Regions from separate parts of the Homo sapiens genome. Here region 1 is linked to region 2. A link is a loop called in an ENCODE intact Hi-C map of the cell type or tissue named here. Cell type or tissue: Caco-2. All regions are shown on one strand. Links, peaks and the distances in the headings refer to the core of each region. The heading gives the core; the rest is flanking DNA.

Region 1 (11,272 bases), core at 2,883-7,882, 550 kb before region 2:
TTTACTAGCTGTGTAAACTAAAACTCTCTAGGCTTCAGTTTTCTTATCTGTAAAAAAGGAGATGATCATAGTATCCTCCTCATAGAGTTGTTTGAGGAGTAAGTAAGTAAATATAAAGTGCTTAGAGCAAACCCAGCATATAGTAAATATTGGAAAAACTATCTAGAGGCAAAGGCAAAGAGAATAATGTAGAGTGGGTGTGCAATGCCCTAAATTAAGTGATAAAGCCCTAAACTGTGATTAAGGAAAAAGGTCAAATTCATTCGAAAATATTCATTCATGCTTTCTTTCAACACAGATTTATTGGGCATGTATTATGTGCCAGGCACTACTAGAGTAGTGTATGGGAATAGTTAAGCCCTGATCTCAAGTCCACTTTGTAGAAGAAAGAAGAGATGTAATGTGAGCCTAAGGCTGCTCCTCCAAGTTCCTTTTGCCTTCTATGAAATTAAAAGGGGCCAAAGAGCCTCCTGGTAAAATGAAAAATGAATCCTCTTGATATCTTTTTAAGTTTATACTGTCGGCCCAGCCAGGGTCTGGTGGAAGGAATATATAATAGGAAACTCTGAGAGGAATTTCTTTACAAAAGAAGGTAGAGCTCAGATGGGAGACCCAGATTCAGAGACAAAGACAGGCCCACACAGTCTGGAGCCTGGAACTGTGGGGTGTGTGCCCACAGAGCAAAAAAGTTGTGAATATATGGATTTAAAGAAATGACGACACCCAGGGAGTCTTTGGTAAGGAGGACTTCTGACTGAGACTGAACCTAGAAGGACCACATAGAACCACAAAGATCTGGTAAATCAAGAGAGACAAGCACCAGGAGGCAATGAGCAGAGTTACATACAGGGTTACAGGGACAGCAGACAGCAAGGTCTCATGCCAGGCCTTGTAGCAATAGGACATTACTGCAACTTCCCAGTGGCACTGTCAACAGCAATGTTTTAACAACAGCAGTGAAGGCTCCATGGAGGCAGACAGATAGGAAGAGGGGTATATTGAGACCACAGCTGAGATCATTCCCTTGGAGAGATGCTCTCCAGGCAGGGGGTACTAGGCCTGAAAAGCAGCAGCTAGGTTCAGGTATTAATATCTGAAGCCAAAATCCAAGGAAAAAAACTCGACTTCCATCTTACGTAAGTCATTGTAAAATAAATATGAATGGAAATATGCCTTATATGCCTCTAAATAAATGCACAAAGAGATATCTGCTTGGCCTGACCTATTGCTGGGTAAGAAAGTTGGGGTGATTTGTACTTTCTCCTTTGCTCTTTTCAACATAATTTGATTTTTTTTTGCATATTTTTACAACTTTATCTTCATGAAGTGATCTACTGTTTTCCAAATATTTCAGTTGAATATCTGTATAAAAACAAGAATTCCTTGCTAAGCTATTGAAACTTTCAAAACACTTTATTAATATTATCTCAAACAATCCTTATACAACTGTATCAGAAGGAATTTCTATAAACAGAAGCACAAGGAAACTAACTTATCTGAACTCTCAGAGTAAAGTATGGAGTTGCCGTTTAAATCCAGATCTTTCTGGCTCTAAACTTTTGCTAAGCCTGTAATACATTACACCATTCCCTAACTACGTTACAACACTTGAGATTATATATCATTATTTTTCTCAGTCTCTCCTCCTGCCCACTCTAAAAGCAGTAACCACATTTCAGCTCACTTGCTAACAGCTAAGTGGACAATGATCCTCCAAATATTTTACACAATTAGCTAGATTAGCAGTCTTTTAGGGTTTATTGCTTTTCCCAGAGTCAGTGCAATGGATCACTTGTCCAAGAAGCAAGAGCTGATGACTGTGATGTGCCTACAGATCTCCACTAAGTAGAAAGCTGGAGGCTAACATCACTCTACCCAACATCAGCTCACATACTGCTGCCTTCCAAGCACCACTCCCAAAATATATTGATCATATGACTGGATTTTCTAACATTTTGTTCCTTTGTCTATTAGCTGTAGAATAATATGTTGCTTCTATAATGGAGGAAAAGTCATGTATATTCAGGCTCAACATTTCAACATTTCAAAAGAAAATCTTTATCTATATGCAAGGTTGTCTTGAGCCAGCTCTCTTTAAGATGCATGAAATAATACATAGGCTATGACAATGAAAACAATAACATGCTTGTAAAGGTAAGGCTAGATTGGCAAGGTTGGTTTTTTTCTTCCTCCAGATTTTAAGCAATATCTTCTGTAATTTCTTTGGACCATTGGACAATTCAGAAGTACCTAGGAGTAATCTGAGATTTGCAGACTCAATAACAGAATTTAAACAGAAGAAGGAACTAATCCAAATGGGAATATGTAGGTCAGCATAAATGATCAGCTGAGATACAGGAGAATGAAAATGACTTCCTAATATGTATGTTTCATCCTTATCAGAAGTGAGTAGAACAGAAGTGTGCCCTGACTCAAAGGCTCTCATCTCGGCCCCAAAACCAACAAAACAACAATGGAAACAAAATCTCAGTAGCAGCCCATCCTACCTACAGTTCTACAAGTCCTAAAAAAACCACTGAATGAAACAGGCATAGGCAATTGCTTCGCTATGTCTCCTTCATCCTGCCTTTTTACAATTGATTTTTTTTCAACTCAATTAATACTATACTCTTTCTGGCCTTCAGGCCTTCCAGCCATGGTTCCTGTTCATATGTGATGTGCCTTTCTTCTACTAACGTTCCTTTCTTCAACTATATATTGAATAAATAATTATCAAGCACTTTCTATATGCAATACACTGGACTAGAAGCTAAGTGGGATGCAAAGCTGAATAAGACATGATTCTTATCCTATGAGAATTTACAGTTTAATAGCTGTCTGACACTCATTCAAATGTTGATTCAACCAGCACTAGGTTATTAAGTGCCAGATAAAGGATTTAGTGTTGGAGACCATGATATGAACACATTGGGCTCCAGGCCCTAGATTATTTATATTCCATTAAGGAGACAGATTTATAAACAAATATGTGCAGTGAAATGTGGAATATGTATAATAAATTCATTACAAATTAGAGAAAGGGAGGGGTGGGCAAGTCAATCTGAAGGATCAGGAAAAGTCTTCATAGTATGAGTGATGCTTGAACTATCGGCAGAGTCCATCAGGTGAGATAACAACGTGAGGCCAAACTGTTCCTACCAGAGAGAACCACAGTGTGAACATCATGGTTTTCTCAGGAAACACAGGTGTCTGAAGTGACTTAGAGTTTAGGAAAGAGTTTAGAGGCAAAAGTGGAGAAGGGGAGGGTGGTGGGACATAGAGAGAAAGAGATGAGGCTGAAAATTTAAGTCAGGGTTTGGAAGATCCTGATGACTCATTATACAGGCAACTAGAGGGTCTTAAACAAGGGAGTAATAGTATGATGTCATTTGCCCTTTTTGAGTACAACTCTACCAGCTCAAAGTACAGGATTCCTGGCGAGGAGGAGAAGGTTGGCCAGAGATTGTGAGGTTGGAAGAGTCAAGGAACTTGTGCATAGTCTTTGCATGGGTCAGACTGGCCTGGACCTAGTTAGCAGAATGGTCAGCCATGTTAAAGAGACGATACGGAAGTAGAAGGAATGGGAGGATGAGGCCTGAGGCTCAACTGACAGAAGTTTTACTGGGGTATTGGGGGCATAGAGAAAATGATGGGGAGGACTTAGTCCCTTGTAGGAAAGCAACCTAGAATTTTCAGGAGTGCCCATAAGTAGTTCGCAAAACCTCTGAAGCAATTTTGATGGTGCCTCTTGTTGACAATAGCTGGTTTAGACCATGCTGCCAAAATGAAAATGACACAACCACACAACAGTTGCATTTTTTAAATCACAGCATTTTATATATGTGCTGGAAATTGTTCATCAATCATCATCATCTTCACCTTGTATTACCATTTATTGACCTCATTGAAACAAAGTGGCTTTATAATTTTCTTTTTTTTTCCTAATTTTATAGCTATAGCCACTAATGAGGTCTGTTTCTCTGGAAAGACTTGATGTAATCAGGGATGACAACATTTTAGGCTAAATATAATCAACTGAGCACTTAGATACTTCAGCTGTTACAAGCACTTAGGAAATTACTTAGGCCATCCAAGGAAACTTTATAGCCAGACAAGTGTAGGAAAGACATGATTTATGGATAGTGACTTGACTTAAGTAAACTTCCTCATTTTTAACTTGAACATGTGTAAACAAGTTCTGTCTTTTCCTTTTTTTATAGAAAGCATTGTTTTCCATCTTCTCATCCTTGACACTTTTCTTTAGTTGGATTTTGACTTTTCTAAAATTTTATTTTACATTGTGTGGCACAAAATTTAAATTGGTGATAAAAAAAAATACAGAGTCTGGAAGAAGTACATTAGCATATAAGCAAATTTTTGCTTCCTCAAGTGGCCAGGCCACCAAACAGCTCTTCTTACCCTAAATTATACCCAAGTGAAACCATCACGTGCTGCTGCACTTTATTAGTTCACCAAGTACTTTAAGACATATTTTTCCCCAAGACAAAAGTCTTCCTTGAGTAAAAGATATGTTCACTTATTTTTCTACTTAGGTATTTTATATAGGATATCACACATGCAAATTGTCTCCTTTTTTTGGGTAGTATTCATGCCCAGATTAAGCGAATTATCTGTCAACATTTTTATTTATATATATACATATATATATATGTATATATATAAAATATTTTTTTTGAGAGAGAGAGAAAGAGTCTCACTCTGTCACCCAACCCAGAGTGCAGTGGCATAGTTTCGGCTCACTGCAACCACTGCCTCCTGGGTTGAAGAGAATCTCCTGCCTCCTCGCCCTCCCAAGTAGCTGGGATTATGGGCACCCACCACCATACCTGACAAATTTTTGTATTTTTTAGTAGAGATGGGGTTTTACCCTGTTGTCCAGGCTGATTTCAACCTCCCAACCTCAAATAATCCACCCACCTCAGCCTCGCAAAGTGCTGCGATTATAGGCATGAGCCACTGCGCCTGGCCAAATTATCCGTCAATATTTAGAATGTACTGTGGCCACCTCTAAAATTAGCTTTGCTCTGCTTGAGGACAATGTGTTTTAATTTAAATTTATTTGTTTCTCATTTCTTCACAAATAAAACTTTGTAGAACGTTATATAAACAAAGATTAAATAATTATATCTTTACTGAATAGCAAAATCAGGCAGGCATTTCAGTGTTCTCACTAAGTGTATAAACTAATTTTTTTTTTTTTTGAGACGGAGTTTTCACTTTTGTTGCCCAGGCTGGAATGCAATGGCACGATCTCGGCTCACCACAACCTCCACTTCCCAGGTTCAAGCAATTCTCCTGCCTCAGCCTCCCTAGTAGCTGGTATTACAGGCAGGCGCCACCATGCCGGGCTAATTTTGTATTTTTAGTAGAGACAGGGTTCCTCCATGTTGGTCAGGCTGGTCTCAAACCCCCAACCTCATGTGATCCGTCCGCCTCGGCCTCCCAAAGTGCTGGGATTACAGGCGTGAGCCACCACAACCAGCCAATATAAACTAATATTTTTAAGGGTATAAACATATAATGTATAAACATATTCAAATTCATAGATGTCCACATTCATTCTTCCAATCTATCAAGTGGCAAACATTTATTGAAAACCTTTCATGTGCAAAGCACAAAGTCTGGTTTTGTAATAATCAATGATAAAACAAATAGATATTTTTAAACTTGGTTGGGGAGACAGGCGTGCAAAAACCTAAAAAATTTTAAGTCAAAATAAAACAAAAAGAATGTACAAGAAATGTTGTCTGGGAACTCCAAGGAAGCAACAATTAATTCCAATTTCAAGAATCTAGTAAAATATCACAAATTGCACTGAGTGAGGTAAATCTTGACAACCAGGCAAGGAGAGCCACAAATGGGGGAAAGGCTTCTCAGGCTGTAGGAAAGTGTCAACAAGGGTGGAGAAAGGGAAGACACAAAGGAACGTGGGGATTAACACCTAGTCCACTTTGGCTGGTGCCCATGTCTGAGATAAGGCTGGGAAAGGAATCTGGGCAGGATGAGTAAGTACTCTGAACACATGCTAGCATACTTGGACTTTACTCTGTAAACAAAGGGGACACGCTGAAACAGTGGAAGTTTCTGCAAAGAAAAATCATGCAATTCAACCTTTGTTTACAAAGCTAACTAAACATGTGAAGCTCACTACATGTGTGAAGAAGAGGAAAAATGATTACTTCTTGAGCCAGAGTGGAGACAGCAGAAATGGAAAGGAGGTGACCGACACTTTGGAGAATGGAATAAACAAGTCTTGGTGACTGATAAGGTGATTTTAAAAGTACCGAAACCATTCATAAAGCTTATGAAATATAGTAAGTCAAGCATTATAATGGTAGGGAAGTAATAGCATACATGACTCACAGTGTTGGCTTATTTCATTTTGAAAGTCAACTGTTCCAGAAAGCCCAGGTAGCCCACACTCAGTGACAACTGATCAGAGGAAGCACACAAGACTGAATCCATCTGACAATTTTACTAAAAACTCTCTAGTTGCCAAAGAGACCTAAATGATTTTTTAAAAGTAACATATTAGAAAAGTAAATTACTGAAAAGGCACCGATATCTATTCATATCAAACACTGTTCATTTCCATGAATACAGTTTGTTATAGATTTCTGTTGAGAGAAAAAACTAGAACAGCAACAGCAGAACTTGACAACTCTTGGGGAGAATATTAAGGAAAATGAGGACGTTGAAATAGCAAGTAGTTGGTGTTAGAAATAATCTAACATAATAGTTCTTTAAAAAAAAAACCTTAGACACTTGAATTAGAGCCTACATTTTTAAAGTCTCATGATCACACAAAGGTTTAAGAGCCTATGTCTAGAAAATCAAGTGTAATATGGCAACAAAGTTAAACTGTTTGGAGGAAATTAAGGTTTTCTAAATATATGTTAACACTGTCAGAGGTGTTTGAACCAGAGCAACTCCATCTTGAATAGGGGCTGGGTAAAATAAGGCTGAGACCTGCTGGGCTGCATTCCCAGGAGGTTAAGGCATTTAGTCACAGAATAAGATAGAAGTTCAGCACAAGATACATGTCATAAAGACCTTGCTGATAAAACACACTGCTATAATGAAGCTAACCAAAGCCCACCAAAACCAATATGACAATGAGAGTGGCCTCTGGTCATCCTCACTGCTACACTCCCACCAGCGCCATCACAGTTTACAAATTCCATGGCAACATGAGCAAGTTACCCTCTATGTTCTAAAAAGGGGAGGCATGAATAATCCACCCTTGGTTTAGCATATAATCAAGAAATAACCATAAAAATGGGCAACCAGCCACCCTGGTGCTGCTCTGCCTATGGGTTAGCCCTTCTTTTATTCCTTTACTTTCTTAATAAACTTGCTTTCACTTTACTGTATAGACTCACCCTAAATTCTTTCTTTCACGAGATCCAAGAACCCTCTCTTGGTGTCTGGGTCGGGAGCCCTTTGCAGTAACAATACTACTCCTTTCCCTATTACTTTTTCTTCACAAACCTTCTTTTATTTAAAAAACTCAAAGATAATAAATAACTTTTACTCTATATCTGCAATTGTTCTGATTAAAATTAAAATTCATATTTCAATATCATTTTAAATACACTAGAGGAATTGTCTATCTAAAGACATTCTGAGATAAATATTTTGAAAGTAAAATAGCCTTTTTTGTTTGTTTTATTAAAGATAAATTATCACCACTAGTTTACAATGGGCTTTGACAATCACATTATTTCCTTAAACTGAAGTATGTCCCCATTTTATTTTAAGGTCCTGCTTCTCCAATCATAAAATTATGAACCTCCAAGTAATATCATAGGTCATCTTGACCAGAGACTCAACCTTTCTATAGGATCTAAGATCCAGTGAAGTGGCATGATTGTCAAAGTTCACAGAGCTAGTTCCAGAAACAAAACAGATGCTGTTTCTTTGCTGAAGTGTTCCACAAGGAAGCAAGATGCCATATATATGACATTCCAATGGCACAGTGATTTAAGTGAAACAAAGAAAATAAAGCCATTATAAGATATGTCTTAAGTTAAAAAATCAATCATCTTTTAGGTAGTATACTTCAAACTTTTCCCAAAAAAATTTTTTTAATTTACTAATTTAAATTATCAATTAAGAGAGAAATTCACTAGTAACTTGATATTGATTACGCCTCCTTTCCCCAATGCCTACAAGAGGCTTTGGATGAAACCACTGGCATAAAAATCAATTGTAATCAACTTTCTAATATCTCTGCTTCCATAATTAATTTGAGAGTGGAGATACCAAGATAAGTCAGATAATAAGCTATATCTAAAATCGTAGGTAATTGAGATGGGTTTAGCAAATACATTTATTATTCTAGTGTAGTTCCCACGTATCCCTTAGTCTCACGTGCTTGCTCTCACTCCAGCTCACTCTCTCTCTCTCTCTCTCTCTCTCTCTCTCTCTCTCTCTCTCTCTCTCTCTCATATTCTTTACTTATAGCTTGGAAACATGAAAACCTATTTAAGACATTAAAGAAAAATGTTTGTGTTACTTTCAATTACCAAAAAATCTACAAATAGGAGTACATTTAGATAAAAGAGTACTCCTTTATAGGAGTACATTTAGATAAAAGAGGATTGTAGGAATGCTCAGAGTTATAGGAGATGGATGCAATAAGAAGGATCTGCAGACAGTGAGAAACAATTACATTTCTCAAAATGATTATAAAACCACTATTATGCTAAGGCAGAGACACATGTTGGTTTCAACCAGTTATGGCAATTATAATCATATCTCTGGTTCATTACACTCTCTGACATTTGAGATTGTTCTTAATAAAATTAATGTGTCACTTGTTACTTATTTTACATACATAGAGAGCATGAAGCTAATTAGCAAGGTAAGAAAAAATTGACTTTTACAAACTCATGCCACAATTCATATAGCTCAGAATAATGTACTGATATTAATATCGAAGTAGTTATTTTATTTACATGAAATTCTGAAGAATGAATTTGCCATGAAGGGAAACTCTGGAATTAAGTATTACTGAAAAGCTAGCAAGTTAAACGGTGACTTCCCCAGTGCTAAGAAAGCACTGGACTGAAATTGTAGGGCCTGAGGTCAATTCTCAATTCCACTGGTAAATTTGAATGTCACATAGTCATTTCAATTAACTTTTCTTACTTTTCATTTGCCCAGACTATCACCTCTCTCCAGTATTTAGTTTTCATCTCACCCTGCCTGCTGATTTCTAGCTAAATAGTCTTCTCATTACTTAATTTCCTACATCTTCATTAGGTAACTCAGCATCAGAAAAAGATAAGAATCAATACTGGAAATAAAACATCACATGGTTAAAGTTTATGCCACTCCTATGAATTGCTCTACTCAAAGCTCTCACCAGTAGGGAACAGAAAAACAGGAAAGCATTCTGTGTTTTGCATCCTCAGAGAAATATATCCTTTGTGGTAGAGTAGTGTTGATATGATCTATTATAATTGCATCTCCTAAGCTTTATAATTTCTTTTAGTTACTAACACACTGGTATTGACAGAAAAGAGCTCCACTCTTCAAGCCGACAATAAAGAATTTATGGAAGAACAACATAATATAGCTAATGGTCATAAGCTTATGCTTAGGAATTAGACATATATGGATAGGAACTCAACTTTGCCACTTACTAGATACGTGACTTAAACCAAATTACTTATACTCTCTCTAAACCTCAATTTCTTCACTTGTAAAACAGGACATAACATCACCTCTTTTCAGAATTGCAAGGATTGAATGAATTAGCCCACATTAACCACTTTATACATTGTCTGACAAAGAGTTAGATTTTGAGATTAATTTAAAGAAAATAGATGGCAAATATCCAAAAGTTGCATGTTTCTTGGCTTCATTAAAATAGCTTATATTTGAATTCGTTTACTGTCTAATAAATAGAAATATTTGCTGGGGACTATCAGTGATATTTTGTTTCTTCAGAGTTTCAGAAAATCAGCTGATGATTCCCTCAGAAGGTCTGCAACATTATTCTTCACAGAATAAACCTGACAAAAACCCTCACAATTTGAACAAGAATGTCTGGTAGCTAATGGTCCTGGCTGGAGAGGCACTAACACTGAATGTTGTCATTAAGTTTGCCAATATTAAGGTATTGTGTATCAGGGAGTGAACATCATTGGTCCCTGGGTCAGGCACCTTTTAAATACATCCTATTTTATTACAGGCAATAACTACTTGCCTTACCTCAGCCTGTATTGGCAACTACAGCAGTATCTGTTTTATCATGCCCAACACAAAACAGCTGTCTTAAATATCAGCCCGTTGACTTTATTGAGCAGATACAAGAATGTTCTTTTGTTCTAAAACTTGGTTATTATAGCAGACTACCTCCTACCTGTCAAATCCCACATGACTGATTGTGTCTTGGCAGAAGTGGGCCTATGGGGTGGAATCTGTAGAAACTGAGTGTGCATTTACAAATCCACACTATTCTAACGACTGTTTTATTCCACACTCTCTCCACATTGAATTAATCAGCATGGGATAACATGCAGCTTTATCACTGTCACCTTGGTTCTATGTTTCTGTGGCTCCCCAAATTGACTATAAATTTTTCCAAAGTACAGATACCTTCTTCTATGTTGCTGTGTGCCACACAGTAAAATGCTGAAGAACCTGGGATAAGACTAATAGCCAGTTAGTGCTTTTCTTGTGACAGGCTGGGCATTGTACAGACTTTATTTCATTTACTCATCCAACAACCTTGAAATTTTGGTTTTTAAATAATTTCTATGTTACAGATTAGGAAATGAGGTTCCAAAAGTTGAAACAGGTTACCCAAAATAACATTCCAAAAAGGGATAAAAATGAGATTTAAAGACATCTGTCTGATTTCTAATTCCATTTTCTTGCTGCTATACTCTGCTGCCTCAAATTCTCATTAATCTCTAAATGCAACATTCTTATGGTAATAAAAGTATTTAGAAAAGTGCAGCCAGTAGCTTAGCCTTGATTCTGCGTATTTAAATAGGAATGGGATGGAAGTAACCAAAACAAGCTACCAAAATCCCTTTGAGAAGATAGCTTATTAATCATTTCAGTTCTAGAAAACTATCCCCAGGAAAAAAAAGTAACCAGAGATGTTAGATGTTTGTGATGGAGAATACTCATTTTTAACACTGTTTTGAATAGCAACTTTTTGAAATAAATTTTGGAAAACAAGGGTTAAGTTAAATAAACATAGTACAACCATATAATAGAATACTGCACAGAC
Region 2 (8,478 bases), core at 1-5,000:
TATTTATCAGTCAGCATCACTTTAGGGTCATCCATGGCTCTACAGGCAAAGAAGCATCGGATTTAACAGAATGGTCAACAAACTGCCTTGTGATAGTCTAGAGAATTCACATATAAAAATCTCAAACGTCTAAAAACAGACAAATTGTCTGTTTTCAGTAATATTTTATGCACCTTCTTCACTTTCCTTGATCAGATCTCCTAACAAAATTGCCTCTTATTGGGTTTTCTGTCTTTTTCCTTCCCCTTTCTCCACCCTGGTGCAGTCATTAACTGGTATTAAAGGGCCAAAAGAGAGGTAGTAGCAGTGAATAGGAGAAACAGACTAATCTAACAATTGGATAAGTAGCCCTAGAATAACGAAGAAGGCCTAATTAAAACTTCAAAAGCCTTATAACAGGTGATTCTAACCAGTCATAAAACTGTCACCTCCCTGGGTGGTAAAAAAAAAAAAAAAAAAAACACTTAAAAACTCATTTTATTATTTAAGTTAATTAAAGATACAAAGTATACGAAACAGCCATTACTATGCCTGACCCAAGATGTGTCACTAAAATAGTAACTATAGAAATGTTTAGAGGGGAGAATTTTTAGAATAATTTTCTGGAAAGACTACAAGACTGGGAGATTGTTAATAGTTCCTAATTCCTTGGAGTGTAGATTATTTTTATAATCCTTAAAGCATAAATAAGGAGAAGTGAATTAACAGTAGACTCTCAGAGCTGTGAAAGCCACGCACTTACTCTAGGATGAATGCTTCATTAATTTTTCACACAGTGTGATGATGTTGCAATTTTCCATGAGCAACTATCAGAGCTTTCCTTCTTGATAAGTATCAAAACAGCCGAAATTACATCGAATACTCGTGCCTGTCATTGGCCGAAATATAATTTCAATACTAGGATGTACCTAGTATTTCCAGACTCACACCCTGGCCTGGGTAACGTTACGATTACATTGTATCCACCCTGCCTAATGTCAGTATGTTTCACACAGTCACCCATTTCACCCTTCCTCTGGCTAAAGAGTTTTCCTCCTTCTGTAGACCTCTCCCCAGTGGATTTTACCTTAAATTCCACTCCCATTCCAACACCCAAGAGGCTAGATCTGTCTCCTCTACCCACACGCGGGGGCATGTCTAGATCCCCGTGATGCTGAAAAAGATGTCTCATTTGCACAGACATCAGAACCCGAGTGGGCGCGCGGCGGGCCCTGCGGTCGCCGGCGCTGATAGTCAGATGCTTTGTCTCCTGCCTGGGAAGGCCGGAGCTGCATGGACACGTATGACAGACATTCTAGAACTAATAAAAAAGAACACCACAGCCCCGCGCACAGGCAGCTCCTCCCGGACAGGCGATAGCCCAAGGCGGCCAGACCTGAGGTGACTGATCCCGCGAGGGGACGGAGGGGAGTGACGAGGGCTTTTCCCCCAGAGAAGTCAAGACGCCCCCCAGGGACCCGGCGCCGCGCAGCCGCCAGCCACCTGCAAACACAGACGGCGTGAGGGCGGCGCAGTCGCCCTGCCAGCACCCGGCCGCGCGTGCCAGGCCAGCGGGGACTCACTGCCTCAGTTTCCTCAGCCGCAGAACCCGGCCGGGACGCCCCTCAGGTCGCTCCACCCCGGTAGCCGGTGCTCCGCGCCACAGCCAGGTCCTTGCCGCGCCCTCAACCCGCCGCCCGCCGCCCGCCGCCGGCAGACTGTCCTCACCTGACAGCCACCCGCACGGAGCTCTCGTCCGGGGCGCCCAACATGCTGGCGGCGGGCAGCGATCGAGCCGTTGGGCCTCGGCACCGCAGAGCTGAGGCGCCACTGGGGCCGCGGGACTCGGGCGCAGTAGGCTGGGGCGTCTGCGGGCGGGCGGCCGGCTCACCTCCGCCGCGCTCCAGCCATGTTGGGCGACTGAATGGAAAGGTGGCGGCGGCGCTGAGGCAGCAAGAGGAGGAGGTGATTCACGGCTCGCGGGCGCCCGCCCCTTCTCCACCGCTCACCCCCCAGGATCTGGGGCGGGGACAAAGCGCGCTTGAACGGCGAGCGCGCCTGTGGAGAAGCCAACAGGCCGCCAGCGGCCTCAGGGCGGCCGGGTGAGTGCGCCCTGCCCCCTCCGGTGGGGACGCGGCCTCCCAGCGGCCAGGCTGGGGACTCCACGCCCGCCAGGGCGCTCCGGGCTCCTCGCCCCGCACTGCGTCAGCCGCCGCCGCGCGGCTCAGCCCCACCTCGCCCTCCCCCAGCCTGCGCCCCGCCCTGCCCTCGTCGGGACACTGCCTGGCGCTGCTGGGCAGGGAGGCGAGGGGGAGGGATGCCTGCCGCCGGCTGCCCTCGCCCGAGGGCGACCAGCCTGTGCGCCCTTCCAGGCTCTTCTGGGAGAAGGAAGCAGCTAGTGCACGCGCTGCTGCCAGGTCCCTTCTCAAATCGAAGCTTGATTCAGCGGCGCGCCGGGAGCCAGGCAGCTGCTGCTGCGGTTCGGCTTTGTGTCCCACGCATAGCCTTATTGTCCTCTCTGCAGCTTGGACTTTGACCCCCTTCCCTAGCCCCCAGCTGAACGCCCTCCCTCCTCCCTCCCCGGAGTCAGTCATTCATGCTAAACGGACTCCCAGGTTTGTCCACTGTCTCTGGACAGCTGGGCTGTTCTACAGTTCATCGCCCGTTTACCAGCTCGGGTGGGATATGGAAATGATTTATTCGAGACTCCTGAATGCTTTTCTGTTCAATCATTTGTACACTGGTAAATGAACTGCACCCTGGTACTGCCAAGTGTTCCCAGAACTGAATATATCCACCAAGACCTGCTGTGTAGTAAATCCTTCCAAACTGATTTTCTTTCCCTTCTGGCCTTTAAAAAGCACCTCCCAATCCCAGGATTCTCTCAACATTGACCCATTGTGGTTTCTGTTTGTCACTATTGTGCTTCCACATGCCTTCAGATAGCTCTGTGGAAACAGCCTTTATTAGCTTTGCCACAGAGTATCTTTTGTGGACTGCTCCATACATCTCTATAAACAAACATGTGGCTTCATACGAAATAGTATCACAAATTAAATGGCACTATCCAAATAAAGGCACTACCTCAAATGCCTGCAATCTACAATCACATACCTAATCATCTTGTTCAGCAGTGATACAGCAGTGTGGCTCAGAGAAGGCTGCAACACTATGGGAAAAACAAGAAGTGTTTGATGATTTAAACCCATGGGAAGGCCGATGGGGTATATAATTATAGATAGTTTTAAATTTATTCTGTCCCTTAATCTCACTACCCCTAAATCTTAACAGACATGTAACTGGGAGGTAAAGAGGGCAGAGATGCTGAGTATCCTTCTATAGATCAAATTGGTGGGAAAGCTCTCCTCTGGCTACTCTTTGGAGGGCCTTTCCTAGCCTCAAAATTTATCCATCAACAAATCAGAGCTGCATTTCACCCTGCCCTGGCAAGCCCATATCTGGGTGGATCTGGGCTGGCCACCTTGCTTCTTTTGTTGATGAAAGCTGCAAGGAAAGCAAGAATGGCCCAGCACATTTAACAAGAAAACTAAAGAGAAATTTGTATAATTAAGACCCTCTTTTTAAAAAAAGTTCTTTTTTATTTTATTTTATTTTGAGACAAAGTCTTGCTCTGTCACCAGGCTGGAGTGCAGTGGCGTGATCTCGGCTCACTGTAACCTCTGCCTCCCGGGTTCAAGCGATTCTTCTGCCTCAGCCTCCTGAGTAGCTGGGACTACAGGCGTGTGCCACCATGCCCAGCTAATTTTTGTATTTTTAGTAGAGACAGAGTTTCACCGTATTGGCCAGGCTGGTCTTGAACTCCTGACCTTGTGATCCACCCGCCTCGGCCTCCCAAAGTGCTGGGATTACAGGCATGAGCCACCACACCCAGCCTATTTTATTTTTTGAGACAGTGTCTCGCTCTGTCATCCAGGCTGGAATGCAATGGTGTGATCTCAGCTCACTGCGACATCGACATCCTCCTCCGGGGTTCAAGGGATTCTCGTGCCTCAGCCTCCGGAGTAGCTGGGATTTCAGGCATGTGCCAACACATCCAGGTAATTTTTGTATTTTTAGTAGAGATGGGATTTCACCATGTTTACCAGGCTGGTCTCAAACTCCTGACCTCAAGTGATCCGCCCACCTCAGCCTCCCAAAGTGCTGGGATTACAGGCATGAGCTACCTCACCTGGCCAAAAAAAGTTCTCATTTTAAATAACAATAGTATACATATATGTCTCAGTAAGGGGAGTCACAAACACAAATGCCTACAGGAGCCAGGCAGGTAGCTCAAAAGAGCAGAGCAAGATGAATACTATGATAAAGGTGAGGACTATCATAAAATAGAGACACAGGCCCCTTCCAAAGGTGGTGGCCATCCTCAGCTCTGGCTGAATATTGCCTTGATGAAATGCAAATCCAATGCTGCCAAGATTTTTATTTCTTGTATGTATGTTGCTTCTCAAGAAAAAGAGAAAAACAGATCTTTATGAAAAAACTCCTTAGTTTTAAACACCAACGACTAATTCAGCACAATATTTACATATGCTGCAAACCAGACAAAATATGTCTCAGGCCAACTTTAGTCCCAAGACACCAGGCTGGAACTTCTGGACAAAATATTAGCACCAATAACAGCTGTGGCTTTGGGTTCATATTGCACATGGTTTCAGGAAGAGGCAGTGTAGAAATTCAAATTCTCATTAATGACCTAGTCAGTAATTTTTCCCCAAATTTCTAAAGTTGTAAAATTAACATACTATTTTGTATTTAGTTCCAATTCATTTACAGCTGCTATAACACCTTTCCTTATGACTCCTCTTTTTTTTTTTTTTTTCTGAGATGGAGTCTCGCTCTGGAGTCTCGCTCTGGAGTCTCACTCTTTCGCCCAGGCTGGAGTGCAGTGGCACCAACTCGGCTCACTGAAAGCTCTGCCTCCTGGGTTCACGCCATTCTCCTGCCTCAGCCTCCCGAGTAGCTGGGACTACAGGCACCTGCTACCACGCCTGGCTTAACTTTTTGTATTTTTAGTAGAGACGGGGTTTCACCATGTTGGCCAGGATGGTCTCGATCTCTTGACCTCGTGATCCACCCGCCTCGGCCTCCCAAAGTGCTGGGATTACAGGCGTGAGTGACCGCGCCTGGCCATGACTCCTCTAAATAATCTTAATTTCTTAATTTCAAGAAAGTTCCAAGGGAAGAGCTTTTACTGCAAGAGTGGTTTAAGTCTTATTCCAATCATTGACTCAATAAATATTTTAAGTGATTATATGCAAACAAAGTGAGGGACAACAGTGATTTAGAGAAGAATAAGACAATGTCAGTGCTTACAAGGAGTTTACTGTCTAGCACAGGAAGATATGTTTGAAAATACTAAATGGAATAACAGAAATTACGAGAGAAATACGATGAATTTTACCTGGACGGGTAAGGAATTCTTCAGATATAAACTGCACAGGATGGTCTCCCTGAGTCCACTCTTGCCTTCATATTGCAGGAATAATGTTTTTGTTGGTTTTTTTTTTTTTCTTGAGACAGAGTCTCACTGTTGCCCAGGCTGAAATACAGTGGGGCAATCTTGGCTCACTGCAACCTCTGCCTCCTGGGTTCAAATGATTCTCCTGCGTCCAAATGATTCTCCTGCGTCAGCCTCCTGAGTAGCTGAGATTACAGGCACCCACCACCATGCCTGGCTAATTTTTGTATTTTTAGTAGAGACGAGGTTTCGCCATGTTGGTCAGGCTGGTCTCGAACTCCTGACCTCAGGTGATCCGCCTGCCTTGGCCTCTCAAAGTGCTGTGATTACAGGTGTGAGACACTGTGCCTGGCCAGAATAATGTCCTTTTAAACATAAGTCATTTATGTCATTTCTCTGCCTGAAACCTTCCAATGGCTACTAACACAAATAGAATAAATTATTCTACACTTTAAGACCTTCACACACTGTCCCTGCCCCAACTCTGACCTCACCTTTTGCCACTCTATACCTTAACAACTACTTTTTGGTGAGACTGGTTTTCTTTCTATTTCTGGAACTCATAAAGTTCTTTCCTGCCTGAGGGTCTTTGCACTAGCTATACCCTCTCCCTGGAATGTTCTTTCCCCAGACCTTCCCATCGTTGGCTTTTTTTTTTTTAATTTCTAGGTTATCAGTTTAAATGCTGTCTTCTCAAAGAGGCCTCTCTTGATCACCCAGTCTAAAATAGCACCCCCACAAAGACCAGCTACCTGATTTGCACAACCCGGTACAAAATGAAGATGTGAGGGATCTTGTAAGAAAAGGAAGATAAAAATGATATGAAAGGTACGAAAATAGAAAGTTTTTCCCCTTCCTTTAAGCTCTCTTGTGTCACGGTGTTTTTTATTTGCTATTTAATGTCATTCTCCAGAAAGAAAAGTTAAAGTTTTAGATATTTCCATGACTTTCTCCATTCATCTTTATAGTGTACAATGCTGGTTTTAAGTATCAACAGAAGAGCATTTAACTCTTACATGGGATTATAAAAATTATACAACTTATTTCATAATTCATACATGCATTTTATTCTTAACAGTAGAAACACTGCACAAAACTAACTCAACTGTTTTTATTTCATACACACATATGCTAATAACATTTCCTACCTTTGACTTACAGATTAATAAGGAAGAACTGAAAAGAAAGGAAACTACTCTGTCCCGTCTTTACCTTTCCTTTTACTGACATGGTTTGGCTCTGTGTGCCCACCCAAATCTCACCTTGTTTGTGATAATCCCCATGCATCAAAGGACAGGACCAGGTGGAGATAGTTGAATTGCAGGGGCAGTTTCCACCATGCTGTTCTGATAGTGAGTGAGTTCTCATGAGATCTGATGGTTCTGTAAGGGGCTTATCCCTTCACTTGGCACTCATTCTCTCTCTTGCTACCCTGTGATGAGGTGCCTTCCACCATGATTTTAAGTTTCCTGAGGCCTCACCAACCATGCAAACCTGTGAGTCAAACCTCTTTCCTTTGTAAACTACCCAGTCTTTGGTATTTCTTGATAGCAGCATAATAAGGGACTAATACATTACATCATCACTTTTGGAGTTAATGGCTGGCTGCTACAAGAATTAATGAAAGAAGAAAAGAATAAGACTGGGTTCTTTGGTCATCTTTCAGAATGTCATTGCCTTCTTTTTGCATTGGAAGTGTTAAAGTAAACTATGGCCTGAGAAGGACTCTGTACTTCTATATTTGAGTCCTTGTGGATGAACTGTAACCTAGCTTAATAGACAAAATTGAAAACCTAACTTGGTAGCATGTACCTGTAATAATAGCTGAGTGTTGGCCAATCCCAGCAGCCATACTTCAACCACTCATAGACTGCAGAATGTGCAAACTGCATTCAAATAAGGCAAACACCGAGTAGTAACCCATTTCACTGTTTCTGTACCTCACTTCCGATCCCTGTACATCACTTTACCTTTTTTGTCTATAAATTTGTTCTGAACACGAGGCACCCCTGGAGTCTCTATTAATCTGCTGTGATTCTGGGGGCTGCTCGATTCGCAAATTGTTCAATGCCCAATTAAACTCCTTTAAATTTAATTCGGCTGAAGTTTTTCTTTCATCAGAAGCAAGTTCTGGTTTGAGAGAAGCATGGCTTCTAAACATATCAGCATTCCTGCTTCCTCCGTGGAAGACATAGAACATTTATCTCACACTGGCTTTGAATCTCACTGAATTCTCCAGGGTGGTGATTCAACTGGAATTCCATGCTCATGAGAGATCACAAATGCTACATAAGAATGGCATGGCAAGGAACAGAGGACATACATGTTCTACATATGTCTTCTGCTTATTCATATGTCACAGTGCCTTATCAAACCACACTTATAAAACACAAGTCAGAAGATAAAATTAAGAATTTCAAGACAATGACAGCAGAATATTATTAAACCAAGAGTGTGGCCCTTCTGAACAGAAGGCTCTGTGTAACTGTACTGATCTCTGACCCTGTACACTCAGTTATGAACTATCATATCAGTATTTTATTTCTTCGTAGCCCTTATCACTAGCTGATATTGTCTTATTTTTTGTTTATTGTCTGCCTCCCTGAATTTGAATATGAGATCCAAGATAGCAGAGAACATTTCTGCTTTATTCACAGATATTTCTGTAGTTCCCTCAACAGTCTGACATGTAATTTAATGTCTGACACATATTAGGGGTTATTAAATATTAGCTGAATGACTATATGTCTTTGGACAAATATGAGCCCTTTCTAGTCTCAGTTTTTTATAAGTAAGTAATGTACTTCCAAGCTTATTGAGTTGTTTAGGGGTTTAAAGAGCTTTGCTTATCATATGTAAATCACAGCACCAGCTCCCAGTAAGTGCACATCAAAACTAATTTTATAATAATTATTTTTGCCCAGTGCGGTGGCTCATGCCTATAATCCCTGCAGTTTGGGAGGCCAAGGCAGGTGGATCACTTGAGGTCGGGAGTTTGAGACCAGCCTGACCAACATGGAGAA

The links. A loop is a pair of places that touch in the nucleus more often than their neighbours do. Peaks named below come from ENCODE experiments on the same cell type or tissue, not always from the same donor. Only the 100,000 strongest peaks of a DNase experiment are listed, where the experiment ranks them.
Region 1: it touches region 2 in a loop (3-fold over the local background); 4 of 110 quality-filtered maps call a loop at or near these places.

What each region holds. Positions count from the first base shown.
Region 1 is chr12:38,886,242-38,897,513 of GRCh38, forward strand. The region is part of intron 1 of CPNE8 (copine 8); the gene reads right to left. Among named protein-coding and RNA genes, the nearest start is that of CPNE8, 14 kb to the right of the region's middle. RefSeq lists a silencer at 6,338-6,417. In Caco-2, for the core only: no CTCF peak of the experiment used is centred there; a DNase peak (open chromatin) is centred at 5,990.
Region 2 is chr12:39,441,220-39,449,697 of GRCh38, forward strand. It overlaps KIF21A (kinesin family member 21A), which reads right to left and starts at 1,901. Exons shown (of 38, transcript NM_001173464.2): 1 at 1,708-1,901. The coding sequence starts at 1,751. It overlaps LOC124902919 (a long non-coding RNA gene), which reads left to right and starts at 5,937. Exons shown (of 2, transcript XR_007063278.1): 1 at 5,937-6,283; 2 at 6,617-7,550. RefSeq lists enhancers at 842-911, 1,730-2,230, 2,512-2,571 and a silencer at 1,532-2,431. In Caco-2, for the core only: a CTCF peak has its summit at 2,075; DNase peaks (open chromatin) are centred at 1,312, 2,142 and 2,502; H3K4me3 peaks cover 3,132 bases.